Regions from separate parts of the Mus musculus genome. Here region 2 is linked to region 1. A link is a loop called in an ENCODE intact Hi-C map of the cell type or tissue named here. Cell type or tissue: left cerebral cortex. All regions are shown on one strand. Links, peaks and the distances in the headings refer to the core of each region. The heading gives the core; the rest is flanking DNA. Region 1 overlaps Myo18a (myosin XVIIIA). Region 2 holds the start of Sez6 (seizure related gene 6).

Region 1 (14,897 bases), core at 2,555-10,554:
TCTAGATAGAGCCAACAACATTCCAGAGAACAGGATCTTACATGCTCTGGGGAGAGAGAAGCTGGGGCAAGGTGGGGTAGACTTGACAGGAGGAAGGACAGGGAATATGAACAGTAGGAATGAAATGTTCCCAAAGAAATACACCACAAAGGAAATTATTCTACCTCCCTTGGTCCTTTAAGGCCCAGAGATGTGTGTTAGCTCCGACTTCTCCAGTGAGTTCCAAAAGCCAGCTGATCCTGTCAGCCCCATGCCAAGTCTGCTTTGCAGGCAACTTTAGTTGGTTCTCTCAGAAATTCGGTCTCCATAAGATGATAATAATACTGACTGACCATACAGAGGTGTGTGAGGACCAAATATTATTCACTTACTAATTTGATACATAAATAGATTTAATTTCTACAATGTGCCAGGTGCTGTGTGGATGCACCTGTATGCCAGTTACTTTTTTTTTTTTTTTTTTTTTTTTTTTTTTTTTTTTTTGAGACAGGGCTTCTCTGTGTAGCCCTGGCTGTCCTGGAACTCACTTTGTAGACCAGGCTGGCCTCGAACTCAGAAATCCACCTGCCTCTGCCTCCCGAGTGCTGGGATTAAAGGAGTGCACCACCATCACCCGGCTGTGCTGGTTACTTTTAACTGTCAATTTGAAACAACCTGGAATCATCTGGGAAGAGACTCTTAATAAAGAAGTCCCTAGATTGGCCTGTGGGCATGGCTGTGAGGGATTGCCTAGATTGCTAACTGACTTGCGAAGGCCCAGCCCACTGGAGGCCTCATCCCATGGTAGGGCCCCTACAGTCTGTAAGGGTAGGGAAGGCTAGTAGAATATTGGACAGGTAAACCAAGATCCATATGTTTATTCTCTCTCTGCTCTTTGACTATTTGATACTTTAAGTCTCTGCCTTGACTCCCCTACAATAATGGGCTCTAATCTGGAATTGTAGGCCAAATAAACCCCTTTCTTCCCTAAATTGCTTTTATCCCCCCAGGATATTTGTCAGGGCAATAGAAAAGAAACTAAGACAATCAGTAAACACACAAAGGAAATCCCGTTCTAAAACAGCAGCATGAGCTTGTCTTGGTTAGTTAGGGTTTCTGCTGCTGGGATAAAGCACCGTGACCATAAACAACAACGTGGGGAGCAAAGGGTTTATTTCAGCTCACAACTATCAAGTCACACTCTGTTGCTGAGGGAAGTCAGGGCAGGAACTCAAACAAGGGGAGAACCATAGTCTGAGCTGCTGCTGCTGCTGCTGCTGCTGTTGCTGCGGCTGTGGAGGGGTGCTGCTCACTGGCTTACTCCTTCCGGCTTGCTTAGCCAGCTTTCTTATAGCCCCCAGAACCACCAGCCCAGGGGTGGCACCACTCACAATGGACTGGGTCCTCCTCATCAATCACTAATTAAGAAAACACTCTACAGGCTTCCCTGAAGCCTGCTCTTAATAGAGGTGGTTGCCCAGTTCTTCCCAAATGAGTTTAGCTTGTGTCAAGTTGACAGAAAGCTAGCCAGCACAAGGGCCTCAAAAAAATTAGAAAGAGAAAATAGTCTATGATTTGGCAGTTCTGCTTCTGGGTATATTTTTTCCAAAAGACTTGAACCTAGGGTCTCAAAAAAGTTATCTATATACCCGTGGTTATAGCATCATTATTCACAATGGCCAAAAGGCAGAAAAGGCCCAGATGTCCATTTACACATGAGTGGATAAACAAAATGTCATCTGTGCATGTCATGGGATAGTAGTCAGTGTTGAAGAGATCCCTGACATGCGCCGTGTCGAGGCTGAAATGAGCTCAGGCCAGGTGAGATAAGCAGAGACAGAAGAACCAACACTGTGTGGTTCCGACCAGCGGTGAGAACCACAGAGACAGAGAATGTGGCTTGCCAGGAGCCAAGAGGAGGAGGTGGAAATTGTACTTTGTTTATGGGTTCAGAGCCTTAGCTTTAGAGGATAAAAAAAAGTTCTGGAAGTTGGTTACACAGCCCCGTGAATGTGTTTAATGCTACTAACTATGCACCTAAAATAGCTAAGATGATAAATGTTATCTGTATTCTACCATGATTTTTAAAAGTTCATGTTCTTATAGAACTGACAATGGTAGTGAGGAGACACGTAAGCAATGCATGCATGTATAAATTGTAACACAGAAGAAGGTGCATGCATGTAATTTTAACACATGAGAAGGTGCATGCATGTAGATTATAAGACATGAGAAGGTGCATGCATGCAGATTACAAGACGTGAGAAGGTGCATGCATGCAAATTATAACACATGAGAAAGTGGCTAGTGCTTTGGGGGACGTCAGACCGGGGAGGGACAGGAAGTGCTGGGAGTAGCTGTGTCTTCCCATGAGTGGTCAGAGGCCTCCTACTGAGGAGGCGGTCATCAAGGAAACGCCTTGCACTGGTGTCTATTAAAGAACGATATGAAGTGCAGAGGCAATGTGACTCGTTTGCTAGAGTTGTCTACCTAGTATGCATGAAGCCCCAGGTTCAGAACTCCAGCACCCCTTAAAACAGGCATGGTACACACCTGTAATCTTAGTACTTAAGAGATGGAAACAGGAGGAGGTGGAACAGTTCATCCTTATGTAGCCAAGCATAACAGTTCAAGGATGAGCTTGAGGCCAGCCTGGTCTTGGTTGAAAAAGAAAAGGAATGAGCCACAAAGCAAGTGGCGTGTGGTGGGGGGGTGTCAGATAGACCAGATGCTGAGAAGGGCCTGCATCCTGCATGTGAGTTCAGCAACTCTCATGCTGACAAAGCTAGCATGAGCCAGGGCTAAGGAGCCATCCTCCTGCTCCGGGCCCACTGCCTGCCTTCTATTTCCTCTGCGCCTCCCGATGCGCCATCCTCCTCCCCCAGCCAGCTGCAGCTCCCCTTCCAAAATATCCAGCTTTATTCAGTCTGTCAGTGACAGCCAAAAGGGGAGACCGATGTCTTGCAGAAGCAGAGAAAAGACAACTGGGGGACGCTACCAAACCCTGCCCGAGCAGGCTTAGGCCTTTACAAGAGTCCCCATGTAAGCTACAACTGTGAGTGGCCGAGCAGTAGGAGTGGGCGGAGCTGGTGTGAAGGGATAATGGGGTAAAGCAGGGGTCAGGGAGAGAGACTGAGAACTCGCAGACCAAAGGGCCACGGGGCTTCCAGGAGCGTGCACCCACAAAGCCAGAGCCCAAGGCCCAGTGTGTACCGGTGGGAGGAAGGGAGCTTTTCTCAGTTGTGGTTGGATGGGATCACAAGGGAGGTGTCACAGGAAGACGTCTGAGTGCTCAGGGAGGCAGAAGACACCGCGCCGCGCCGGGAGAGGTTGGAGGACAATGAGAGGGCCTCTGTAAGAGCAGAGGATTTGCCCAAACAGCATCATCTCATTGCTCTCCGTTTGCCTGAGCGCGGCCAGGCATCCCCTCGCGGGCAGCCCCTACATATCTTCAAGATGGAAGAAAATCAGAAGCAATTGTGAGGCAGTAGGAGTCCTCAGGAGGGGCAGGTGGGGTCTGCACAGGCTGCAAGGGAGAGATAAGGGCAATGAAGAGAAAGAGGCCGGAGTGGTTGCCAACCAGACTGAGGAAAACAGAGGCAGGCTAAAAATAGACTGGGGCTATGCAGGGAGGAGAGCCAGGCCAGAAAAGGAGGGGGAGCCGCGGCAATCGATGCCGCTCCCCACTCTGACCCAATTCTTCATCTCTCAGCCTCACCAAATTGACAAATGAGGTCTTGGTGGGGAAAGACTGACGCAGAGTGGGCGCAGAGAGGCCTCAGTGATCTGACTGCATTGTGAGGCAAAGGGGAGAGATGCAGTGTGGTCAGTACTGCTTCAACTCTTGCAAAGTTTGGTATTCCCGAACATGCTTGAGAGTTTAAGGTGTGTGAATCCAACCTGGAAGACGCTCAAATGCCTGGAAAGCTAAAACAGGGCAACCTGAGGAGCTGGCCTGGAGACTCTGGCTGGAAAATGACTCCAGGCAGGCCTGCGTTTATTTCCCTTCTCAGGGAGAGCGGTTAAAGAGAATCCGGTTAGTTCTCTATTGGACATTCTATGCAGCAAGAGGGATTTAGATTCGACTTCAGGAAATCGATCCCATTAGAAAGAAATGTGAGATATTAAGACATGGACAGAGCAATGTTAGAGCTCGCTCTGGGGGTATCTTGGGCATGGGTATCCTTGGGCCTCGAGAAGCCACCTAAAGACTGGGGCATGTGGCAATTCCTCTGGAAAACTCCTGGTCTGAGGGCAATCTAGGATCCCTGTAAACCTGCAGGATTGGAAATGGGTTGTTAAGTGCAGGAAGGGAAACACAGGGTGGGTTGGATCAGTCGGCTGGGGTGGGGGTGGGAATGGGGGAGGGGCGAGGGGCAGAATTCTATCACACAGGACCCGGTGGCATTTGCATAACTTTGAATAATGAATAAGCCCAGCTCTGGGGTTCCTACTCAGCACCGCTCATCTGCATCTTTATTAAGCTTTATAAATGATTCAGCTCCCTACCCCTTCCCTCAGCCCTGCCCAGCCTGCCCCTAAAATGAGCATCAGGGTAGCTGATTGCTCATTATTTTAGGCTAGATTTGTTTCACCAACATCCAGTGAGGCATGGAGTGGGGGACGCAGGAGGGAAAGATGGTAGGGAGGTGCAGGGGGAAGTTCAAGGCCAGCTCCAAGCTGAGACAGGGCACTTACAGACCAGAGCATACTTCTTTAAGTTGATCCTGTGGCCAGCATCTTAAGACAGAGCCATTTCATAGATTCTCTGAAATGTGCTGGGTTCAAATCCTGATCAATCCCCTCTCTTGTCTTCCATCAGCTGCCAAACTCCCAGTAGGCCTTCGCTCAGCTCCAGCACTGCCCTGCCGGCAGGCACTTGAACAGCCGAATGAGTATAGCCCCCGGGGAAGTTCTCACTTTTTCCTGAGGCAGGAATTTTGCTATTTGCTCAAAAGAAGGTGGGGAGGGGGAATCTGCAAGAACCAGCACTGGGCATAGCAGGGAGCATGAGCACAGTGTGTGAATTTGCAGAGGAGCCACACCTGTTCCTCCAGCACACCTGAGGCACCCGAGGAGCTGTGTACCCTCCCAGCCAGTGTGTTCATGCTGGCAACCCTTGGAGCTGCTGGCTCTGCTGGCTGAAGCCTGGGAGATAGATGTATTGAACAGTCTGGATGGGAGGATCTTGCAGGAACCTCCGAGTGCTGAGAGGGCAGGGCATTTCTCCCAGGGCATGTGCAAACCTGGTTGCACATGAAAACCACTTGGAGAGGTTTTTAAAGATATGACGCCGGGGCGACACCCAAGACCATTTAAATCAGAATCCCCCAGAGACAAGGCTGTGAACACAACCTTTTTTTAATTTATTTTTTATAAGTCCTTTAATCCAATTTGAGTCTTGTTTTGAAACAAACCAACCTTTTCATTTTTTAATACTAGGGATTGGACTTAGGGTCCTACACACGCTAGTCAAATGATATACAGTTGAGCCGTACCCCACTCTTACTATTTTTTTTTTTTTCGAGACAGGGTTTCTCTGTATAGCCCTGGCTGTCCTGGAACTCACTTTGTGGACCAGGCTGGCCTCGAACTCAGAAATCCGCCTGCCCCTGCCTCCCGAGTGCTGGGGTTAAAGGCGTGTGCCACCACGCCCGGCTCTACTATTTTTATCATGTGTGCATGCATACAAATGTGGATAAATGTGGGTGCAAGCTTGCCATGTGCAGAAGTCAGAAGGCCTTGGCTATCTGTCCTCACCTTCTTCACCACTGTGAAGTACTCCAGGCTAGCTGGCCAGAGAGCCTCCTGGGATTGTTGCTAGAGCACTGTGCTATGAGTCCAGCTTTTACATGGGATCTGGGGATCTGAACTCAGGTCTTTGGCTTACAAACAAGAGATTCACCCACTGAGCCATTTCCTCAGCCCCAGCCCTCTTTTCTTTTGACTTTTGGGCAGAGACTAAATTGCCTAGGCTGGCCTTGAACTTATGATTTTCCTTCCTTGGCTTCCTGAGTACTCAGAGTTACAGGCCTGATATCTGTTTTATATAAAACATGTGTATAAATATATGTGAAGTAAAAACTATGTAATAACATCGGGAAAATTTAAGCATGGGCCAAATATTTGATAGTAAAAAACTATCAATTTGTTTTCAAGTGTGATAAAAGTATTGTGATTATGCCTTTTTTAAGAGCCATTTTCTTTTCTATGGGGGATCAATACAAAAGCGTTTCCTGATGAACCTTCAGATCTGCCATCAACTGGCAGGGGAAGTGGGCAGGTGGGGCACAGCTCACTGTTGATCTTTGTTGAGGCTCTAAGGGTTAAAAAAAAAAAAGTCATTTTATTACACTTTTTACTTTTATTCACAAACAGAAATGGTGGCAGCTCGGTGACACTCGGTGGAACCAGAACTTAGGGAAGCAGGGACCCAGTGCCCCTTTGAGAACAGAACTGGCTTCTAGAAGGGGTTTTCCATGATCCTACATAACAAGGGAAGACTCAATCCATACAGGACGTCCTCTAATGTCTGCGGACTCAGGCTACATGGGCACAGAAACTTGGCATTTAGGGATGAAACTAGGGCTGCAGAGTCACCATCAGGCTGCTTCCTCTTCCTCCTCCTCTCCCCCTCCTCCTACCCCTCCCTCTTCTCCTTTTGTACCTACCATCCTCTACAGCAGTGGCTCTCAGCCTTCCTAATGCTGGAACCCTTTAATACAGTTCCTCATGCTTTGGTGACCCCCAACCATAAAATTATTTTTGTCACTACCTCACGACTAATTTTCCTACTGTTATGAATTATAAGGTAAATATCTGATATGCAGGATATCTAATGTGTGACTCACAGCCTGGGAACCGCTGCCCTAGGGGCTCAGAAGCCCCAGGCTCTGTATCAGAAAGTCACTGCTTGAAGCTTTGCTCGCTCTCTCTAGGAAGCCTGACCCCTATTGACTCAGCAAGTCTCCCTGGGCTCATCTGCCTCCACCAGGCAGGGGACACTAGCCCTGCTGATGTCATCAAGGAGGTGAGGGGAAGCTGAGAGCAACTGGAGGGAATTTGGGGCACCAGGCACCCCCACCAGCAGCCTGGGAGAAGGTCTGTGGTTGTTGCTGTGAGCTGAGAGTCACTCTCCTAGCTAGGTTCTCTTTGCACAGCACTCCTTTAATGAAACAAAACTCAGCATCTCGGGTCTCTCCCGCCCTGTACGGATCGAGTCTCTTCAGCCTTGCCAAGCCATCCGTTCACCGACCCTCTGCACCTTCTCCAAGGACCCCGGAGACATAATTCTTCACCCTGATTGGGGGAGTCTCGCCCTGTCATCGAACTCAGCCCTGCCCTCCACCCTGCCAATCTTGCTCCATTTGGGCCTCAATCATCTTCTCTGCTCCATTACTTTTCCTGATGGCCACCAGGGGCTGGGGAGCGGGGAGGGCTGGGGAGGGTCTGCTTCTAGGAGTGTTGGAATCCGTGCCTGCGCATCGCCCGCTGCCATGAGTTATTTCAGCATCGATGTTTGTCTCGAGCTGATTATTCCAGCTCCAGAACAGGTGGGGCAGCCTGCGGTGGCTTATTCGTCAGCCAAGGCCATCTGTTCCCAACAAGCTGAGATTTGTAGCTGATTTCTACTGGAGAGCCAGGGGTGGGGGTGGGGAGGCACATGGAGATTGCACTCTGGGCCCTGGGGGACCCACTGTCCTTCCCAGAACTTCTGGTATGACTGAAGTCCTGATGGCCTTTTCTGTACCCAAACCTTCCTATTTCCTAGGAAAAACTCCCTGGCCTCTTGATTTGACAACAACGCTTTTTCCTTTTCCTCAAGAGGATAAAACAGACATTAGATACACAAATCTATTAACCAGTATGAAGTTGGGTCAGTGAGCAGTGTCTCTTTAGAGACAGGAAAATTTATATACACACACATATATATATATATATATATATATATATATATATATATATATATATATATGTGTGTGTGTGTGTGTGTGTGTGTGTGTGTGTGTATGCATATATACATATACGTGTGTGTATATATATATATATATATATGGCATATATAATCATATGACCTTCTCAATTTTATCTCCAACCCCTTTATCAATAGGAATGTCCTTACCCAAACCCATCACCTGCAGGGCTCCAGGCTGATGGAAGAGACAGGTTTGGAATCTCTTCTCCTCCCCACCCTTCCACCCTCCAATCTGTTTCTTTCCCAGCTTCCACGCTCAGGCCTGCCAGCAGATGCCTGCTGCTTTAAGGGCGACATTCCCTGAGCAAGGAGCCAAGCAGTGTTTAAGCAGCTTTGCCACATGGCTTACCCAACCCCCACCTACCCTACACAGCTGACAGCTATACAGGGGAGACTAAGGAAAAACTATTCTTCTCGTCAGCCACGTGGGTCAGTGTGGGACCCTCTTTGGTGTTAGTGTCCATGTGTGCATTGACTTTCAAAATCACATACAAATTTCATGCTAACAGTAACAGATGCCTCACCCCCCCACACACACACACACTAGAGAGACAGAGACAGAGAGACAGAGGGAGAGAGGCAGAGAGAGACAGACACACAGAGAGGTGGAGATGAGAACAGGGAAAGCGTGTTTTGGCCTAGTACCTGGGACTGCGGATGCTCACCACCCTTCCAGCTCCTTCCCATAGGCATTGCCAGGAACAGAACCCAAGGTCGTACACATACACTCATGTCTCCTGACTCCCTCATTTATTAACTAACCTGCATTCTCATGTGTACTTATTTTCTTTTCATGATATAGCTTTAGCTGGCCTAGAACTCTCTATATAGACCAGGCTAGCCTTGAACTCACGAAGACCCATCCGCCCATGTCCTGAGGGTTGGGATTAAAGGCATCCTCTACCTCAGCAGGTTGTCACATGTAATATAAAACCATCTCCCTGTCTCCCTCCCACTTCCCTTTCCTTCTTCCACTCTGGGGATAGAACCTAGGTGTTACATAGGCTAGACAAGAGTCTTGAGCTACATCCTCAGCCCCAACCTGCCTCACTGCTCTGTTGGCTTATTTCAGCAGGTCCTTGTGAGCAGGGGCCCATTTCTGATCCCAGATACCTGCTTGGTGGTTAAGTACATGTGTATCCAAGGTCCACGGTGGCACTTCACAGGACCTGTCCTTCTGGCACAAAACCTGTCAGAGAGTGCCACCCCCACAGTTGCTTTCCATGATCTAGTAGTCCCTGGGGCTAGACTCTGCCCCAGGATGACAACCTGCAAATGGTGCCAGGCCCCAGTGTTAGTTAAAATGAGACACTGGACCTTCTTCATCACATATGATTTTATATGTCTGGCTGCAGTCGTTGACCTGTCTTTTAAAGACTTACTGTTTCAAAAGCTGCCGGCTACATCTTCCACACAGCAGCATTTCTTTTTTTTTTTTTTTTAACTCCCTTTAAAAATTTTTATTCCCTACTTTGAAATCCCCTCAGTGCCCTCTCTTCCCCCAATGCATTTGCTTTTCTCCCTAATCTAGTCAGATGGTAAATCTGGCACAAAACATATAAAATTTATTAAAATGTGGAAACTCTTTGACTCTTAAGTCACCTCAAATATAATTTGCCTGAACGGTGTCAAAACTTAATATCCTTTAAAACATTTTTTTTGATAAAACTGTCATAGCTGACTTTTGATATCAAAAGCAAATTCTATCTGCACATATAAGTATTCTGCTGGGAGATTTGTGTCACCAACTTCAATCACAAAGCACACAGCGTCTCTGGGATCTCCCTTATGGATATGACCCATCAGAGGAGCATACACTGCAGAAAACCCAATTTCTCTGTAAAATTCCTCCTAAACAGATCTAGCATCCTTGTTAGCTCCAAAATGGCTATTGCTTTGGATCTCTTTCTTCCCCGATCGAATCGCAAGAATGGTCCGGATTGTTCTGTCTTACCATCACAAAATTAGATGAAGTGAATATTGCTTAAAATATGCATTCTGAGCCGTGCAGAACTGTTATTCAAACTGTTGGCGCAGTGGGAGCACAGCACAAATGTGATAATGCATGAAGGGGGGGTCTAAAATTCTAAAGAGCAACATGGATGTGCACAAGACATTTTCTCCTGAATTTGCCAAAAGTGTTTTCTTCCTCAGGCCAGGTCTGGTGACTACTAAGCACATAAGGGTTGGAGGGGGCCATGACAGTGGTCACTCCCCTTCCTGCTTCTTCTGCATCCTGACAAGCCTAGAATAGTTCCAGATGCCCAGCCAGCTGCTGGATCCAAGCAGAGGACCTTGCTGACATCACTGGAACCTCAGTTACCTTAGAGGACAATGACACTTAACAGACTTGGGAGAGACTATGTCAGTCAAGGTGTGAGGGCTGGGGACCCAGTAACTCAATGCGTAGGAGCCATTGTTACCTCCTCACCAAATAGGTGATAATCTTGGAAGCACCACCCAGCCTCCAGGTCCATCATTGCTTCAGCTCCCCCTAAGACTTAAAGGGGTGGGAAGCTGCTCCCTTGGTCCTGATCTGAAATCATTAAAAGGGCAATGCTAAGCATCATGGCATGACTCCAGATCACTCCAGATCACTCTTGCAATTTGATCTGGGAAGAGACAGAATCAAAGCACTCAGGAAGCAGAGGCAGCTGGACCTCTATGAGTTTGAGGCCAGCCTGGTCTGCATAGTGAGTTTCAGGGCAGTTAGTGAGACCCTGTCTCACACACACACACACACACACACACACACACACACACAGAGAGAGAGAGAGAGAGAGAGAGAGAGAGAGAGAGAGAGGAGAGAATGCCATTCACATGGCCCTGACAACTGCTTGAGACATAGCTAACACAGCCTGTTACTAAAGCTATGGCTTAAGCTGGATGCTGGATGGTGGTAGCAGTGGCTCAGGCCTTTAATTCCAGCACCTGGGAGGCATAGACAGGCAGGTGGATCTCTGGGAGTTCGAGGCTATCCTGGTCTACAGAGTGAGTTCCAGGACAGCCAAAGCTACACAGAGAAACCCTGTGGAGGTGTGTGGTTTCTGGGAGCAACAAGAGCAGAATCTCCAAGTGTGGGATGGAGCCAGAAGCTACTGAGCTCTAAAATCAGGGCTGTGAACTTGCAAATAAAATCGGAATAAATGGTAGTGATTTCCCAGTTTCACAGTGAAAGACAGGGCGCCTACCTGGCCTGACAGAGTCAGGAAGGGAGGCCAATAGGAAATGAAAGAGGGGCTGAAAGTCAGAGGCCGCTGGCTGGAAGCCAAGCCCAGGCAGACCATGAACTTCCTCAGCACCCGTCTCACCAACTCCATGGGTGCCACCCAAGGGTGCCTTGGCGGCAGCAACAGAATCTCAACTTAGCAACCAAAGGTTCGTGCCAGCAACACCACCTCACTTTACAAATGGGGAAACCGAGGCCAGAAGAGTCAGCCCCTTTCCCAGGTTGTGGTGTCAGTAGCTGTTTGCTTTTGCTATTTTTCTCACTGGCCCGGATTCCAACTGGGGCAATGGGAAAGAAGCTACCCCAAGGGCAGAACTCGTCCATCATCAGGCGTGCCCCTCCGCTGGAAGATTTAGAGAGGATATAGCCTAGGGGAAGATGAAAGCAGTTGAGGTAGCTGGGAGTACCAGGCGGGGACAAATTAGCATAGTCTGGTCTGACATGTGTTGCTATATAAGAGGCTACAAAGTGTTCCAAGTTCCTGAGAACCGGCTCCGAGGAAATGAAAGGGGAACAGGAGGGATTAAGGTTAGATTTAAGACAGCACTTTCTCCCAGGGATGGCCCTTTATTCAGTGACCAAGGCTGGCTGTGAACTCATCCCCTGTCCCTCCCACTCCTGAGGCCTTTGGGAATCCGTTTTCTCTTCCCACACAGCCTGCTTGGAGGGCGGGAAGCAAATGAGGTGGCTGACTTTAAAAAGTCCTCACTTCAGGTAGGCACTCCTCTTCCTAGATGGGCCTCCTGGGCTCTCTGCTGAAAGTGAGGACTGCAGCTTTCAGGCTCTGGGGCCCTGGGGGGAGAACAGCAGTCATGGCATCTCTTGCAACACGCTCCCTGCCAAATTGATTCAAATTGGCTTGGATATGAACATATGATTAAAGGAGCGGCGCGATTCATTTATCAGGAGAGATTAAAGAGCGGCATCTGCGCAGCCTAGCTGGGGGACAATTAAGGAGCAAATCGCTAAGTGTCTGTGCCACCAGGCACGGGGGGGGGGGGGGGATGGGGGAAGGACAACTGGGATAATCTGCCAAGAGGACTTGAGGACAAAGGGAGCAGTTTGGGGGGTCACTGCCTGCTGCTGATGTGTCTGGGCACTGCGGGGACTTCCCTAGGGCTTTGGTCCCTTGCCTCTAATTCTGGAGTCAGGGTATTCCTGCAGGCTGGAAATTAGCAGGGAGGATTGACAGCGGACTCAGGGTGGCTGTGAGGCGGGCCTGGGGCACAGGGCCAGTGGCTTTGTTTTGTGGGATCACAACCATCTTAGGGGAAGAGGTACTGTGGGTACTTAGGAGCTTGCAGAGTTCTCCAGGAGTAACCTCAAGTGAAGACAGGCTTTGGTGGTTTCTGGGCCTCTGGAGTGGGAAACAAGGGAAGGAAGTGCTGCCCTCCTAACCTGGGTTAGGATGTTTGTGGGAACTGGGAGAAGCATTGGGGGTGGGGGAGAGGCGGACTGTGAACTCGGGCTTTCCCAGGCAGTGTGTGGCATGAGCATTGTTTATCCCTCTGTGTCAAGACCATCCTGTAAGTTCTTTCTTCCCCATGCATGTCCTAGCAATAACTACCCGAGCAATCATTCTCCTTGAAGGCCTAAGCCCTGAATACCGTTTTGATGACCCTTCGCAGTCTCCCTCTCCACAAAGGCATTCATTCTCTTCCCATAGCGTAGCTCATAGCTCGGAAGCACCTTCTCTGCCCTTCTGCGGTGGCCCCTGATCCCATCCCTGGAGGACAGGCACTGAGATCTCTCCGCTCAGGTCGGAAGATGATACTTACCAGCAGGTGAGGCATATGCTCTAAGTCCGATTCCACCCTGGGATGTCCCCGATCTGAAAGGACTTCATTCTCAGCACCAGGACCGGGCCCAGGTTAATGAGGCGACTCAAATGCTGAGCAGACTGAGTAACACAAGTCCCCTGACTTGAGAAAATATTCTCACCCCAGACCTGGTGTGTTAGTTTGCACCTGCAATCTGGGGCTTAGGGAGGCCGAGGCAGGAGAACTGTGAATTAGAGGTCAGCCTGGACTACACAGTGAGGCTCTCACTTTCATCGCCTTTTCTCTTTGTTGGAGGGCAGGCGCCTTTGTCCCAGAAGGATCCAAGCTCTCCCCAGCTTGTTTTGGTGGTGACTTTTCCCTCTTTTGACTTTCCAGACAGACATCACCAGAGCTCTTCCCACCCACCTCCTCAGACCATTGAACGCCTGTGGAAAACAGATCTAGACATGGATAATGTTCAGAGAAGGAGGAGGAGGAGGAGGAGGAGGAGGGTAGGGAAGGCCTTTGGTTTCTTCCTCATCTGCATGAGCTGCCCTATAACTTTTGCAAGGCCACGAAAGTCTGGCGAGTATAGCTCAGGCCTGCAGGCAGAGACTGAGCAGCCATCTAAGGCAGTGATCCTAGGCTTCTCGAGTTTTCTGTGGCTAAAGAGGGCTGAGGAACAGAGAACATGCTGCCAAATTTTGACCAAAAAGTCACCTCTGGAGTGACTAAAGTTTTGAGAAGGGGTTGGGGACAAGCTGCCAGCCCCACTCACCTCAACACAAATGTGGGAGGCTCTGTCCTCCTTAAACAGCCTCTTTACCCACTATGGCAAGTGACCTGGTGAGGCTCTGGGAGTGAGTGACATTGGCCACACAGACCAAGGTGGTTCTTCCATGTCCCCATCAGAATTCCACCTCTGCCCCTGCCCGGGACCACCCTGGACTTCCCCTGAGCCTGCAAGGAGAGGCAGGGAAACTTGTGGCCAGGAGGGAAGGGGCCTTTTATTTCCTTACATCAATCAGGTCCACAGGGAGAGCACAGCCCAATGAGTACAAAGCAATGGCAGAAGGGAAGGGGGATGGCAAACAGGTCCAGCACCAGGTACTGCCTTGGGGCCCCCAGATCCAGTGGAAAAGTCAGATGAGCTTTATGGTAAGAAACCGAGAAGTAACAAGTAACAGACCACTTGTTGCTGTGTCTGGGGTAAGTGTGTGGGGACAGGGTTATGGGCAGAAGAAAGATGACAAAGGGTTAGGACTCCAGTCTGATAAACAGACCAAAACATCTACCTTCCACTGTGCCCACCACAGGTCCTCAGCGCCGAATGAGCGGCCCCGGCTATAATACGGTCAGAGGCAGGCAGAGCTGGAAGCCGCGGGTGGGTGCAGGTGGAAGAGATCAGCTCTTAAATAACTGCTCATTGCACTTAATACTCTAACGAGGCTGGCTCGGTCCAAGCCAGAAGCACCCAGCTGCCATCCTCCCCACCCTGCCTCCAAAGAACCAGGGCCCCGGCTCTGCTAACCGCTGTCCCCTGGCAGCAGGCTGCAGGAGAAAAGGGCCTCTGGAGAAGTGAAGATGGAGGGGAGATTCCCAAGGCATCCCACAGGCCCCAGCTGCAGCGGCAGCCCCTCCCACTCTCAGGGATGCAGCTGCATGGAGGTTTGGGTATTTAAATTAAACAGTAAAAAGACAGCAGGCACTGAGAAGAGAAAGCCCTCACCCCAGCAGAGGGGAGGCATCACTGCTCCCTCCTGACTCTTTCCCATGGGGCCCAGCGACTTCGAGCGGCCCAGCAGGTAACCTATCCACCATCCCTGAGCAGGAGGCTGAGATGGAGGTCCACCACCGGCTCCATGGAATGCCAGGCCACCTGACGTGGTCCATAGTGGCCCAGAGCGGGAGCTAAGAGCATGGCGTTCAGAGGCAAGAGCGGAAGCTCTCTTTG
Region 2 (14,897 bases), core at 3,003-11,002, 57 kb before region 1:
CTGCCTGCAGCTGCAGCATCGATCTTCTTCTCTTCCAAGGGCTGGCGGCTGGGGGGACCGCAGGTAGGTAGTTGGACGGGAGCTGGGGAAGGCTTAGGGCTTCCATCTGGGGACTGGGCCTCAATGGAGGCTGAAGAGGTGGGACCGATTGTCTCATTTATCAAGACCCACAAAGGGCAGAAGTCATCTAAGGCAACTGACCTTTGCGCTGAGGTGTTTCAGCCCTTTGCCATTAAGGATAGAGTATGATAAAATGTCTCTGTAAATTGCCACAGTAAAGACTGAGAATAGGCATCACTGGAAAGCAACTGTCAAGGCCAGAAATATGATAGAAGAAAGTTATGGAGTATCTACATCTTGAGTCTGTCAGACAATATGAGCTTGAACTTGGTCTATGAAAGGCATGTAATAGCTTGTACTTCATGGAAATGATATGAGGGGCAGCGAGGGAATGTATTCAAAGCACTTAGGGAGCCTGGCATGTATTTGGTCCTCATAAACATTTGCTGTTATTGCTGCTGCTTATATTATTTGAATAGTGGTGTTCTGGGTTTCCATTTGCCTAGACTACCTCTCTTCCTAGGCTGGAGGAGACACAGCGCTGGCCGATGCAAGACTTTGCAAAACGGGCAGGCCTTTGGGGTACCCTTTCTGTTCTCTAGCTAGACAGCCCAGGGTAAGTGACTTGATCTCTCCTAAACTTGTTTTTCCCATCTGTAAAGTGGGAGTAGAAACCTCTTACTATAAGCATTAAATAGAAAAGGCTTGATCAGTGAAGCCTTGGCCCCTGTGGCTAAGGGTGTTCTCCGGGCTCATCCGCACATCTCAAACCATGTTTGTGCAATGAGCAAATGAATGGTGGACTGGCTGGACGGCTGTACCCATCCCAACACCCGCTTTTTGTAGGAGCGAGAAAGGTTCATGAATCTGTATTACCATCTAGATTTCTCTTAGGCCTCCGCTACTCCATTCAAGGGCATACCTGATCTCAGAGCTCCGCATTAGTCCCTCCAGGCTGTGTGGTGGTTTCTGAAGCCTGAATGGTTGAGTGCACTCTGCAGTCTCAGTCCTCAAGTTCACACAAGGCTTCCTTCTCAAGTTCACACAAGGCTTCCTTCTCAAGTTCACACAAGGCTTCCTTCTCAAGTTCACACAAGGCTTCCTTCTCAGCCAGATACGAACTGTAGGAGAGGATTTGAGAGGCTGGGCCCCGTGCTCTCCTGTGCTGATTTCTACCTGTGCAATTCTTACAGCTTTCTTAACATGCATTTGATGTGTGCCACGTGCTAGGTAGGCCCTGAGCCGCTGGGGACACAAGTCGTGGTGGCACTAAGGGATGACTGAGGAAAAGCTTTACCGAATTAAGATCGGCCATTGGCCCCGCCCCCAAACCACCTAAGGCTGATGGCATGACAGCTTAATTTGTAGAAGGAAAAAAAAAATCTAAGTAAAGGCTGTAATTTACAGGCAGAATAATTGGCCAACTGTTAGGAAAGGGGAAAAAAATTCCCAACATACAATCTATGTAAAAATAGTGTACTTGCTACGCAAACTCAGCTTCTAGACGCAGTCCCAGCTGCTCCGGGCCAATCATTCCGTTCTAACCGGCAGCTGACCCTAAGCTTCTCCTAAAGAGGCTTCCTGGAGTTGCCCAAGGGGTGAGCAAGGTAGGCTTACTGTTCTCTTTCTTGAGTTGTTGATACTAGAAGGAGCTTCAAACAACCAGGCAAAGGCTCCTGATCCAACAGCCTGGGGACCAGATGGGACACCAAACAGACAATGGGAGCATGGACAAGTCCTTTGACCCAGCCTGGAGGACAGACCATAGAGCAGATGCCTCCTGCCAATTACTGAACTGCCAGTCAAACCAGACTCAAAGGCATGAAGTAGACTAGCCAGGCTGGCTGAGGGGAAGGAAAAAACAAAAGAAAAAACAGGTAGAAGGAACATCAAGAGTCCAAAAGCTGCTGAGAACTGGGCTTGTCTGAAAAATTGATGCCGAGACAAGACTCCTTTGACCTGGCTGGATTAGTCATCTTTCTGGAATGATGTTGCTTCCTGTTGGAACTGGCCTTGGAGACCCCCTAACACCTGCTTTCCACCTCTTGGCTGTGGACTGGGGCTGGCAGCTTTTCCTCTTCTAGGTGACTCTTATTTATAGAGCTTAGCCCCTCACAGGTGAAAAGCCAGGCTTGGCGACAGTGAATTTCATGCACCCTTACAATGATGGCTCCCGAGAGTGAGGTCTATTGTGAGCCAAGGACATGGTAAGCTGGGCTCTTCCCCATCTGGGCTGAGAGACTCCTTTACTGAAGTTACCCCCCCCCCAAACCCCGTCTATTGTTTTCTGTCTGACCAAGGGTGGAGGGTAGGATAATGAACCCTGAGAGCTCTGTCCAAATAGGGTTGCAAGATTCCTGAGCTGAGAGCCATCTGGTAGATGGGCTTGGCTCGAGCTAGGAGGGGTGGAGACAAGAAGGGCTGGAGGAGGCTGGAGGGCTTGGGACTGGATGAGAGAGAGGGTAAGGAGGCAGCCTTTCTGACAAGTCCCTCTGTTCAGGCAGATGTGGGGAAGAGGGGTGGGGAGGATGGAAGCTCAGTTTCTAATTAAGCCCAATCTCATTGTCTTCTTGCTCCCCATTAGTGCCCCACAGGATCCCCAAGGCATTTTAAGCTGCCACCCTGCTGAGGCTGGGATGGCCGCCAGGACCTGCCAAGCTTGATTCGCTTAGGCCCGTGAGGGGCCAAAAGCCAACTCCTCTTGGGCAGTCTCCTCAGAAACCCAGCAGGAGTTCCCTGTCTTCCAGGTCCACCTCTAGAGCTCTGAGTGGAATCCAAGCTATCTCCCATGAGCCCTTATCCCCAGCAAGAGCCCTGATCCTGAAGACCTAGGCTAGAAAGCAGGGTGTGATAAAGCTTGGTTAGCAGCCCCCAGACTCCAGCAATAAGCCATCCGAAGCCCGCACCAACCAGAGCACCACCCCAAAGCAGCAATTTGCATTTTAGGTTAAGTCAGTACTAGGTTAACCCTTGCAGCAGTAGGAATCCTGGAAGCCAAATCCTTCCTCTTTTTTTCCTCCCACAGTTTCTGGCAGAATAAGCAACTGAGGCTTGCTTTTTCTGCCCCCGCCCCCATCTTCCTTTCTACCACACTCACAAGAGAGCTTAGAGAGATGGAGCCCTGAGTCCAAGGTCATATAACTATGGAGGCAGCTTCTATACCTGACGACCTAATCTCATCCCAGTGTTGGATGCTTTTACCTTTACAGTCTCCCCAGGCCACATTCACACATGCAGAGTTTAATTAACTTTATTGATATTCAGAAATTAAGAGAATGACTAAAGGTAATTGCTCATTAAAAATCATTAAACTGACACAACAGGCCTAGGCAGACACAGCTCCTGTTAAACTGTCTTCTCCCCCACTGTGGCAAGACTTCCCTGGCACTTCCCATGGGTTGGGAGGATGCCCCATAGTATGTCATGTCTGTCGTACCTGGAACAGATTACATCTAAGCGACTGCAAAAGAACTAGGGGCTTGAGCCTGTAGGGTGGAGCACTATCCATCTATCTCTTTGGTTTTCAGAGCCTCTTCCTTCCCTGGCCACTGAAGGTTGGAAGTTTAGACTGTGGCTGACTGTGTCCCTCTTGTAAGCAGAGCTCTGAGGTCTCCCGGGCTGCCAGGCTGCAGCGATGCATCCTCTGGCTAAAAGACTTGCAGCCAAAGGCCTTTACTCTGCAAATCTCTCCTTTAATAAACTCTTCAGGAATCTCAGATAGCCAAGTGAACTACCTCCAAAATGAGAGGGCTCAGAACCCTAATGATGAACCTTCCATCTATGTTAAATAGGTGGGGCCTCCTGGTCACCCAGATCTGGGTCCAGGCTCTCTCACATGCCAGGTTAGCCACTGCTTCCAAATCCTCTCTTTCTACCTATAAAACACATAGTAAGGCAACCCCACTACACGGGAGAAGCCAATGAACCACAGGACACTGGCTGGGGACACAGACTTCTGGCGAGAGTGGGTAAATTCCTCCCAACGCGAACCTCAACACCTCCAATCTGGGCTGGACTCTCGGCCATACCAGCTTTCTTCTTGGAGACCTATGGTCTCTCTCCAGCTCTGCAAGGAGCTGGCTGGCAGAGACTACACCTCCACACTGGTGGCTTAACTGATGAATTGTCACCCAACACTCAGAGCTCCTGAACTGCAGACATCCTGAGACCTGAGGAATCCAGATCACACACTCAGATAAGAACTTCCATTGCTAGGAAACAGACACAGACTGTTCCAGGAAAGGAGCTAGGATGTGGCCATACCCCACTCAGGTCCCGAATGCAGAGAGATATCCTTAGATTTCTGGCCCAGAAGATGGGTTTCTCTTCATCCCTTCTTATCCCTGGAGTGGGCTTCTTTTTCCTCCCAGCAAGGTGAACATATAATTCCAAGTTTTCCTAGTCTTAGGAGGAGCCAGTGTGGGCAGCCAGGTGGGCTGGGCAAAGATGTGGTCTACTTGTGGGTAGAGCTAGAGATTCAAAGATGTTCTCCCTCTCCATCCCCCGGGACGGGAAAAGAGCGGCTTGGTACTAGCCCAGCCCCGAGCAGCCCTGGTCTGGCTGTTCTGACCTCCAAACTCTCCGGCCTTCGAGGATGGAGCCCGAAGGTTACAAATCTCCCTCCCTCCCTCCTTGACAGCAGACGCTAGGAACCATAACCATATGGCGAGGGACTTTGAGTCCCAAGTCAAAAGTGCAGTTTCGCGGACCCCAGCAGGCGATTAGTAAAAGCGGAGAATGACCTAAGCATTTGAAGACTCCCGAGACCACTTGCTTCAGACCCTTCCTGCTTCCCATTCATCTTTCCTCCAAACTCCCTTGGTGCTAACTCCGAGGCCAAGCGTTTCTTGACCGAGATCAATGAAGTTAGGACTTGACTCGGCGTCCGGGGCTGGGACAAACGGTGAGTTCCGCTAACTAGTCTGCGGCTCCGAGGTCGATAGAACCCGGCAGGAAGGCAGAGCCGAAGAGAAGCAGCGCTCCGTGCATGTGCGTGTGTGCATGTGTGTGTCTGTGTGCAAGAAAAGAATTTCAGGGAGGGCAGCCAGTCCCAGGACCTCAGTTGCTGCAACCCAGAGAAGAGCGAGGGGCTGGGCAGTGGGCTCTCAGGGTCCCCGGATATGTTTCCCCAGAATTGTGTTCTAGGTTCCAATCCTGACTTGACAGCGTCAAGGCAGAGGTAGGTGAGAGATGTCCCAGTCCCGGGTCCGGCCACCACCCGACCCAGTTCCTCTGCAGTGAGGATACGAGGGACCCAGAATAAGCGGCAAAGTCGAGCGAAGTTTGGAGACCAGCGGGGTAGGCAGAACGGCGGGCTGGTAGCTGGGCTGTCCGGACTCTGCACCCGCGACCTGCCGCCCCCCCCGCAACGCGCCCGGGCGCCCCTAGACGCCTGGAGTGGAGCGAGGGAGCGCGCGGGAGAGCGCGTGTGTGCGGGGAGGGGGTGGCGTGATGAATTGCAGCAGAGAAATCCCATTAGATCCGGGGAGATGATTAAAGGCGAGGTCTCGGCCGGGCGCGAATGGCGGGAGCCGCGGCGGCTTCCCGCCCGTAGAGCCCGCGCCCCGCCCGGCTGGGTCGGCGCCGGGGACAGCGCAGCCGGCGGGACGTGGTGCTTGGGAGGAACAACAGGACGCACGGAGCAAGGCGCCGGGATGGTCTTGCTTTCCTACCCCTGGGAGTCCGCGCCCGCCCCCGTCCTGTGGCCGGACGCCCGGGTCCCTTACCGTGAGCCAGGAGCGCCAGCAGCGAGGGCAGGAGCAGCAGGGCTGCTGGGCGCATGGTGCTGCTTGCGGCCGCGCCCCGGGTCGGGGCCGCGGTAGGGGAACTGGGGACTGGGAGAGGCGTGGGCGCGGGGGGCAGAGCCGGTCCCGGGGAGAGCAGCGGGGCCGCCGCCGCCGCCGCCAGCGCCTGACAGAATCAGCACCACGGCCAGCGCCTGGCGTCGGCGCCCGGGATCGCCGCGCGGGGCTGGGGGCGGGGGCGCAGGAGGAGCGGCTTACCGTAAAGTCTCAAGCAAAGGCGCAGAAGACCCAGCGGCAAGAGAACAGGCTTTCGAGCCCTGGGGAAAGGACTGCCCTGCTAATGTGGCACACAGCCCCCGCCTTCCCGAGCTGCCCACGCCCAGCCAAGCTTGCCACCCTCTCCCGGGTTTGTAGCTTACCAAGGTGTCAGGTTCTAATCGGATTCTCCATTAAAGAGAACACCCCCTCCTCACCTCTCTCTCCACCCCACCTTGGTACCTGACAGCTACAAGGGTGATCTGGAAAGATGCACATCAGTGAGGCAGCTGGTGAGGCCCGCCTGCCCTTGTGGCAGCTCCATCCTGGGCCGATAATGAAGACGGCTTTTGAACGTACAAAGGACAATAAATTATTACTTTGCGCTCAATAAATGCCAGGGCTCCAGGCAGCTGCATCAGCAGCAAACTGTGCTCACAGAAAAGCTTAATTATCCTGATATTATAGTTAAAAGCCAGTGGCACTTGTGTCCTGGGGAGACATTCTCCACTTGGTAGGGGGCAACCTGGGTCAAGCTGTGGGGTGCTGAAGGCAGCACCCTGGGTCCCCATGTAGCCATGGGGTTCCAGACCTTGCTTCCTCTATTTCCTCTGTAGAACAAGAATAGCCACAGGAACACAGATCTTTTATGCCAATACCAGCTTCGGTCTTGGAACTGACGAAGAAAATGGGATAAGCATGAATATCAGGGGTCTTTATGACTGTTTTAGTTTTAAATTTTCATTTTTTTTTTTACCAGGACCTGGCACATGATTCCATACTTGATAGATAGGGAGGGGCTCTACCACTGAGCTACACCTTCAACCCACCAGGTGTAGCTGATTGTTTCAGATGGAGGAAAACTTGAAGAAGGGGCAGTAACCCCAGAGTAGTTGGAATAGTCAATAGCACAGAAAAATAAGATCCCATGACTTTGTGACCTGAGGAACCCCAGTAAGCCATGGGCCAATAACAGGCTAGCCATAGCTGTGCAGAACTAGAGGCTATTATTCAGACCCAAGGGACATGGTTAGGCTTGTTACTGAATTTCAGTGGACTCAACAGGACACAACCACGTGGCTGATGTTAATATCTGTAGAGGAAGAAGGAGGCCCTCAAAGGGCAGCTTAATGTTGAGTTCTTTCCATGTGAACGTGGGTCAAACCCCAACAATTTGTCCACAGCACTTCCCCCATCTCATCCTGGAAGCAAGTGACTTCTGCCCTAAGTTTCATTCCTAGGAGAGTCTTTCGGTCCTTACAGTCTTCCAGCTTTGCTCCTTTGATGCTCTGTAGATCCTTTTGTGGGCTCTGGGGAGCCATCTTGCTTGCTGTAAAGAATCCCAGGCAGCAGGTGGCATGTGGAGTTATCTGGGGAAGATGCTGGGTGAGGATTTTGGACAGTTGTCTGGTGAATTGGAAGAGAAAGGAGAGTAGCAGAAGGGATGGCAGGTAGGGGAGCCTTTGAAGAAAAGATCAGAAATGTGGAGAAGCCAGGAGAGAGGGACGGAGGAAAGGGAAAACAAGACCTGCCCACAGAATGGGAGAACAGGCGCAGAAGTGCCTGACTGAAGTCTGGAAACGGGTGAGTGCCATGAGGCTCTTCCTTTCTCACAGGCATTCCTGACATTTCTCACATCCCTGGGTCCTTCAGGACTACACAGCTCTGGGAAAAGGGGGTTGAGCCACAATGCAGGATGAACCTGATCTATCAGGATAGTTCCTCCTGACTTAAAGGCTTCTGGAGGTCTCACCCGACTATCTTGGCAGTAGGGCTCTGGATGAGCTGGGGACTACCTATAAGAAGAAAGGTAAGGAAATTTTCTGGGAACCTGCAACATGGCCTTCCTGACTGCCTGGGATACAAGAGGGAGTCCATTGCAGACTACAATCCCAGGATACAACACTCTCTCCTGAACCCAGGGAATGGATCTGCACTGCATGACTAGAGTAATAATACGGTTTGCTGTCATTCTTTACTGAAGATCTGGTAAACATGGCTTCTGTGGAATGGGTTCCCAGCAAGCTTGAGGCAGAGCCTGGACCAATCTAGGGAGCAGTAGAGGTTTTGGTAAACATCCTTTCTCATGCCTTTCAAAGGGCCCATTCTTCCTAGACATCGGCATTGCCCATAATGGAGGGCAATAAAATGTCCACGGGGACAGTCATCTATATCAAGGCTTACAGTTTGAGAGTTTACTCTATTCATACACACAATTTGAAAAGTAACACTGGCCAGTGAGATAGCTCAGTGGGTAAAAGGCACTTGCTATCAAGCCTGGTAACTGGAGTTCTATGCCCTACGTCACATTAGGGGAGAATCAACTCCTGTAAGCTATTCTCTGGTTTTTGGACACACACACACACACACACACACACACACACACACACACCAGCCTGTGGTGACCTGCACAGCCCCCTTTACTGTGTCTACCCAGCTCTTTACTCTCAGAAGATCCTGATTTCCCTGTCTAATTTTTCACTACAGGTAGTTGCACGGCCTATGTGCCCTCTACTCAAACCTAGCCCAGGGACCAGTACATTCTAAATGCTCAATGAATATTGTAAATAAGTGAGGATCCCCAAAGCCTAAGGCAGGTCACAGATGCCATACGAAAGCTGAGTAAGAGGAAGATGGGGGGGTGAGGGGGACTTTGCTTTAAGTCAGTGAGGGCTTCAAACCATGCCAAATCTGCTTGTGTTTCAGCGAATGAAGGAGGGCAGGGTGGGGGTGTGGTTTATGTAACCAACATCATCGTGGAAACTGCCAGGGAGCTGTGGTCAGTAAGGAGATTGGTTCCACAAAGCAGAGCTTCCCACCCCATCAACCCCGTAGAAAAGAGTGAGTAACGCTGGAGTCATCTGTGGCTAGGCTGTAGGAGGTTCTTTGGTCATCTGAGTGGCAGGTTGTCCTTGGTGGTTACCTTGAAGGGGTTACTTCATTAAGAAGGTATACAAAGCAGAACACATCAGTCTGGCATCATTTGGATGAGTTTCAGGCATTGAGGGAAGAATTGTACTTCACTACTAACCCCGGAGGAAGGCTACTACAGACTGAGGTTGAAAGCCGGAGAGGGGGTTACTAGTCATCTCTGAGATGAGAGTGGATCTCTAATCCACATCCCTCAGGAAGCCGGCCTCGATTTCCCAATTCTTTTTTTTTTAAGTAATTTTTTAAAAGATTTATTTATTTATTTATTTATTTATTTATTTATTTATTTATTTATATGTAAGTACACTGTAGTTGTCTTCAGACATCCCAGAAGAGGGCATCCGATCTCATTATGGATGGTTGTGAGCCATCATGTGGTTGCTGAGATTTGAACTCAGGACCTTCAGAAGAGCAGTCAGTGCTCTTAACTGCTGAGCCATCTCTCCAACCCCCCACTTTCCCAATTCTAAACAACTCATCAACTCATGGGATCACAGGCCTATCGGTGACTTATTTTGAAGTCAGCTGGGATGACACTTGCTTTCTGAGCAAGAAGAGGAGGGAAAAGAAAACCCCAAACCAAGAAAGCCCAGATCTACTCTTCTGCAAGACAGTTTTCAAATCAGAGCATCCAAAGGGGTTTTGGGTTTTAGGGGAGCAGAGGAAAGGGCTGTCACTTCATCCCAGAGATGGTAGGGGCACAGCCACCATCATCTTTGAGCAAGTCTCCAGACTCAGTGGCTTCTGGTATGGCCATGAATATCAGGCCTGATATCCTTGGCTACCCAAAGTCAGTCACCTGAGGGTTCTGGCTCTGAGCATTAGCTCCCACTCCAGGAATGGGACCAGATCTGTGGCAAGAGCCTAGGGTGCACTGAGACAGCAGCAGAAAGCGGTTTGATGTGAACTACTTTCCATCCTCCAAACCCGGGCCTCCAGCCTGCCCACCACCTCCAGCGGAGGCCTTTGATCCTCTACAGCTCCATAAATGTTTAATGCCACTGGCTGGGCAGAAATGAGGCAGGTGCTGAAACACGCAGACTGGAGATAGGACTTGAGATCCATCCCGTTGGCAAAATCATTTGCACTTAGGAGCCCTGGGACGGGTGGGAGGAGCCCCTCCCCCGCCACGTGGAGGCAGAAGTCTCCGGGTTCAAGTTTGTGGTACTAATTAATGAAGCTCTTTGAAAACCATGATAGGGCTGAGACAAAAATGAAGAATCAGTTGTAGAAGCCCAACTCTCTCCCCACACCCTCGCCGCCAGCTCCCCACCTTTCCACCCCACCCCTATCCCCCTACCCGGTTTGATTGAAGGAGAAAGATAGAAAGTTAAATGACAATCAAATGCAAATACAGCTCAACAAACACCACAGCAATTACCAGGCTCAGGAAACACATGGCTTTTGCAGGCAGCAGGGGTTGGCAATTTGGAAGCAGGGGCCTGTGCAGAGGTGATGGGCATGGGGCTATTTTAATGGACAGTTAAATAGATGCAAAAACCTTGCATCTAGTTTGCATACGTGCTGATGAGTGGGGAAAGGAGACCCAGGGAGGTTATGCTACCTTCACAGCTGCCTGTGGCTTGTTTTAGATGGGAAGGGGCCCTGCCTGAGTGCTTGGGAGGCAAAGCCAATTTGAGTGCCTGGCCAGTGTCTTTGGTCCTACGCACAAGCTGGTACTGAAGTATGAGGATTGAAGTGGAAGCGAGCCCATGGGGTCCTCCATGAAAGGGCTCCAGGCACTGGCCTTCCAACAGCCCAGAGGCTCTGGTAAGAGTGGCCTTCTCTTCAATATTTGCATAATGCTTTGCATCTCATTTGAATGCTATTAATTTGGTGTCAGGCTAGGTTGGCACGGTGTAAGAAAGAGAACAGCTGGCCTTCTCCCTCCCCTCTGTACCCCAGGGCTTACTCTTCTCATAGCCCTCCCCAACCTTGGAGACAGAGGCCTTCACTCCCCGCCTCCATAGTCCCTGACACACACAGAAAGTCTTTTAGGCAAACTAGCTCCTAAAAGCCAAGGCCACCTGGATATTGTGGCCAGTCGAAGAGTTTATGCCAAAGGAAAAGAAATGGTCCCCAAGGGCACCCTTGCCAGACCCAAAGACACCGTGGGAGGATGCTGGGGGCCTTTGTCTCCCCAAGCGATCAAGGCAGCTTGGCTTGGAAAGGGTCCAAAAATAATAAACCAGGAGAGAGAGAGGGGGGGGGGAGCAAAGACAGGTGATAATCCTGGAGAAATATGGAAGGCTCTAGAAATAAAATCCTCTGAACTCAGTAGTCCTAGTGCTTGAACTGACATAAAACGTGTCTGCCAGAGGCATTGGGTTTACGGTGCTGCTCAGGGGCTGGGGACTCAGGACCAGGTTGATGATCATGTCCTAAGGAAATGGGTCACCTGGTAGGCTAAGCTCCGTGGAAAGATGCAGAGGCCTCAGGGTCACCATTTAGATACCCTTCGTCAATAGGCAACCAGGGATTCCATGGTGACCTAGAAATGGTGACAGGAGAGTCAGGCTTGGCAGTTGGCTGAAATACCCTCTCAAACATCTGAGTTCTGAGATAGGGATGTGGCTCAGTTGGTAGAGTGCCTGCCCAGCATGCATGAATCCCTGGGTTCAATGCCCAGCACTCTACACACTGAGCATGATGATGCATGCCTCTAATCCCAGTCAGCCCTCAGATGGTGGAGGCGGGAGGATTAGAAGTTCAAGGTCACCCTCAACTATAGCTTGGGGTCAGTTTGGGTTGTATGTGACCCTGTCTCAAAGCATCCTCCTTGCTACACATTTGAGTTCTTTCTCTGGGGAAGGGAGCACAGCTGGTATGCCCCTGAATACAGAAATGATAGGGCCAGTGCCAATCGCTTCTGCTGACACCAGGCAGGAAAGGGTTGGTGTGAACAACATCCCAGCCAGGGTGATCTGACACCTGACCTCATGCCACTGTCTCTGATAGCTGCCCAGCCTGGGCCAGGGTGAAGGCAAAAGAGTGTTTGTTCTTCTTGTGCCTGAGGCAAGACTGGGGGGGCTGGATTGAAAAAATGTGAGAGAGTAATCATGTCTCCCCTTCTGAGTAAGCCCTGGGATAAAGCTTTGCAACTGCAGAAGGCATGGTCTCGTAGCTGATTCACAGTTTGCAGAAAGGCCTGAAGTATTTCCTTTTTAGAAAAGATTGCCACATGCATTGAAAGCAAATTTACAATAGATCTGTCTATTCTCCATTTAAAGGAAGTCAGGCCCTGAGTTCAGTGGATTTTTTTTCTTCTTCTTTACTTTTAAAAATAATAATAGCACCATTTATCATTTGCTGTTGAGGGCATTAAGCCAGGGATTTGACGACATCTTCACAACAATCCTATGAGGCAGGTACAAAGCTGTCATTGTCTCCATTGTACAGATAGGGACATTGAGGCCCCAGGAGGCTTGGTGATTCACAGCCACTTAATGCTATAGTTGTGCTATATTGCAAAGGGAGGGAAGAAAGGCACATGTCACCAGGCCTTAGTGGAGCAGGTAGCAGAAGGATTATAGGTTTCCTGGGCCTGGGCCTCTCTGCCCAGAGTTCACCTGCAGGGGCCTGGGCCTAGAGGGTCACCTAGGAGCAGGGTCAGGAAGAGTAGCTGCTTGGAACAGGTAGGGACAGTTGGCTCTCTAATCTATCCAGTAGATATTCAATTAAATGGCCAGCACTTAGCTTGGATCCAAATCAGACTTCAAGTGTTCCATACCCTCAGAGACAGCCCCCAGAAGCAGGTGGCTGAATACAAAACTGGAGATGTGGCTGTGTGGCCTCTAGGTTCCCATGGGCTTCTCCACCTGTCTCCCTCTCCATTCATCCTTCACTATAGAACCCAGCCATTCATTACTGTCTCAGTCACGTCTACAGAATGAGGAAACATGTATTGAGCACTCTGTATGCCAGGACCAGGAGAGCCCTCAAAGATCTTCCCAGCCTTGGACAGAAGATATGGTGCTAACATGCTATGGTACAACATGGCTATCTCTACAAGGCTCTGGAGGCCCTTGAGATCCAGCGTCTCCCATGAACATTACTCTCAGGAACATATATTTTTCAGTGAGATATTCTATCTAAAGATCCTGCTGTTGTCTAACCCTAAACCTTCCTGCTGTAGAAGTAGCCCACTCCCTCCAGCCCCACAGTGTGGGAATGGGTTTCTGTTGTTCCTTTTCTGGACCCTTCCTTTGACTGTCAGCACAGTGCTGTCCCAGGAAACCCTACGTGCATTCATTCTCCCTCGTGATCCCTAAGAAGCCAGCTGCAAACCTGCCTCCCGCCTCTTCATTTTCTAGGCAGGAATATAGGACACAAATCTCAAATGGTGCTCAATTCTAGCTGTGCATTCCCATCCCTGACTCCTCTCCTTGAACTACTTGTCCTCTGATTGTGACATCACAATGGTCTCTATGGCAACCGATTGTGAGGTCACTGGTCCTTAAAGTCACAGAGTCTGCAGGTCCAGACAATGCCTGGAGAAAAGAGAGGCTATAAAATGCCTACCCAAGAGTTAGAAATTCCTCTCCCACCAGAAACAGCAAGCAGGGCTTCCCCAACCTACACTGGGAGGACTGTTTCTCCACAGTGGTGACTTGCAAGGGACAAAACCTAAGAGAGAGAGAGAGAGAGAGAGAGAGAGAGAGAGAGAGACTGCTCTCCTAGAGGCTGTAAAAGCAGACCAGAGTTGAAATCATCTCAGTTTTGTGCTTGCCTCAGGCATAGTTCAGAGTCCCCACTTCTTCACCTATAAACAGAAAGTAGTGTCACCTGACTTCCAGATGCTCATTCAGCAAGAAGACCCGAAGGAGGACATGACACGTGGCTAGTAATCACTGAATGCTTCTTAAGTTCCCTTCCTCCTCAGCCCTTAGCCTGGATTTTTAATTTTAACTTTAATCTCATATATATGTAGCCTTGGCTGCCCTGGAACTTGCTCTGTAGACCAGGCTGGCCTTGAACTCAGAGATCTGCAGATCTGCCTGCCTTGGCCTTCCGAGTGCTGGGATTAAAGTTATGTGCCCCACTGCCTGGCAGTTTTTTATATATTTAAGGTGGGTAACATTTGCTTGACATTTAAGAAATGATTTATTTTATGTGTTGAGTGTTTTGCCTGCATGTGGGTATCTGTGTACCACGTGCATAGCTGGTGTTCATGAAGACCAGAAGAGAGCATTAGATTCCCTAGAACTGGAGTTACAAGCAGTTGTGAGCCACCATGGTGGGTGCTAGGAATCAAGTCTTTGTCATCCGGAAGAACAGCCAGTGCTTTTTTTTGTTTGTTTGTTTGTTTGTTTGTTTGTTGTTTTTTTCAAGATAGGGTTTGAAAAACCTATATCCTTGGCTGTCCTGGAACTCACTCTGTAGACCAGGCTGGCCTCAAACCCAGAAATCTGCCTGCCTCTGCCTCCCGAGTGCTGGGATTAAAGACATGTGCCACCACTGCCTGGCCAGCCAGTGCTCTTAAATAGCCCCTATCATGTTTCCTTATCATTGGCCACTATTGCTGTGTGAAGACAATGTTTAGAGCAAGGTTCAAATCCTGCTTCTGTTACTTTCCAGCTTTAAGCCTCTGAGCCAATAGCCACACTTTCAGACCTCAGTGTTCCTGACTGTAAAATGGGAAATAGAAGTAGTATTGCCTAGGCTGAATGGCGACTGTGCTTGGGCAATACAGCATATAGAACAATGCAGGGCGGATGGTCTTGAATCTGCTGGAAGGTCTGCAGCAGGTCAGCGCTGTCTGTCGAGAAGGATCTTGCTTCTGCCCAGTCAGTTTACAGGAAGTGAGTTCCTTTGAGAGGCATCCAGAACTGGAGAGTTGGGAGCCTCAGAACAGGACCACAGGGAAGCTGCCTCCACAAGGAGGGTCACTGTCCCCTTTCTGGGTCC

What was found. A loop is a pair of places that touch in the nucleus more often than their neighbours do. Peaks named below come from ENCODE experiments on the same cell type or tissue, not always from the same donor. Only the 100,000 strongest peaks of a DNase experiment are listed, where the experiment ranks them.
Region 2: a loop joins it to region 1, with 2.3 times the contacts of the local background. A loop is called at or near these places in 2 of 42 quality-filtered maps.

Annotation. Positions count from the first base shown.
Region 1 is chr11:77,865,014-77,879,910 of GRCm38, reverse strand. Myo18a (myosin XVIIIA) reads right to left here. Exons shown (of 41, transcript NM_001291213.1): 41 at 13,923-14,897. Among named protein-coding and RNA genes, the nearest start is that of Gm29932, 12 kb to the left of the region's middle. In left cerebral cortex, for the core only: a CTCF peak has its summit at 7,372; DNase peaks (open chromatin) are centred at 7,540, 8,254, 8,968, 9,938 and 5 more places; H3K27ac peaks cover 4,930 bases.
Region 2 is chr11:77,922,004-77,936,900 of GRCm38, reverse strand. It overlaps Sez6 (seizure related gene 6), which reads right to left and starts at 6,062. Exons shown (of 17, transcript NM_021286.4): 1 at 5,787-6,062. The coding sequence starts at 5,841. It overlaps Gm11190 (predicted gene 11190), which reads left to right and starts at 7,613. Exons shown (of 3, transcript NR_033549.1): 1 at 7,613-7,643. In left cerebral cortex, for the core only: CTCF peaks have their summits at 6,006 and 7,417; DNase peaks (open chromatin) are centred at 3,070 and 6,049; H3K4me3 peaks cover 3,322 bases; H3K27ac peaks cover 1,156 bases.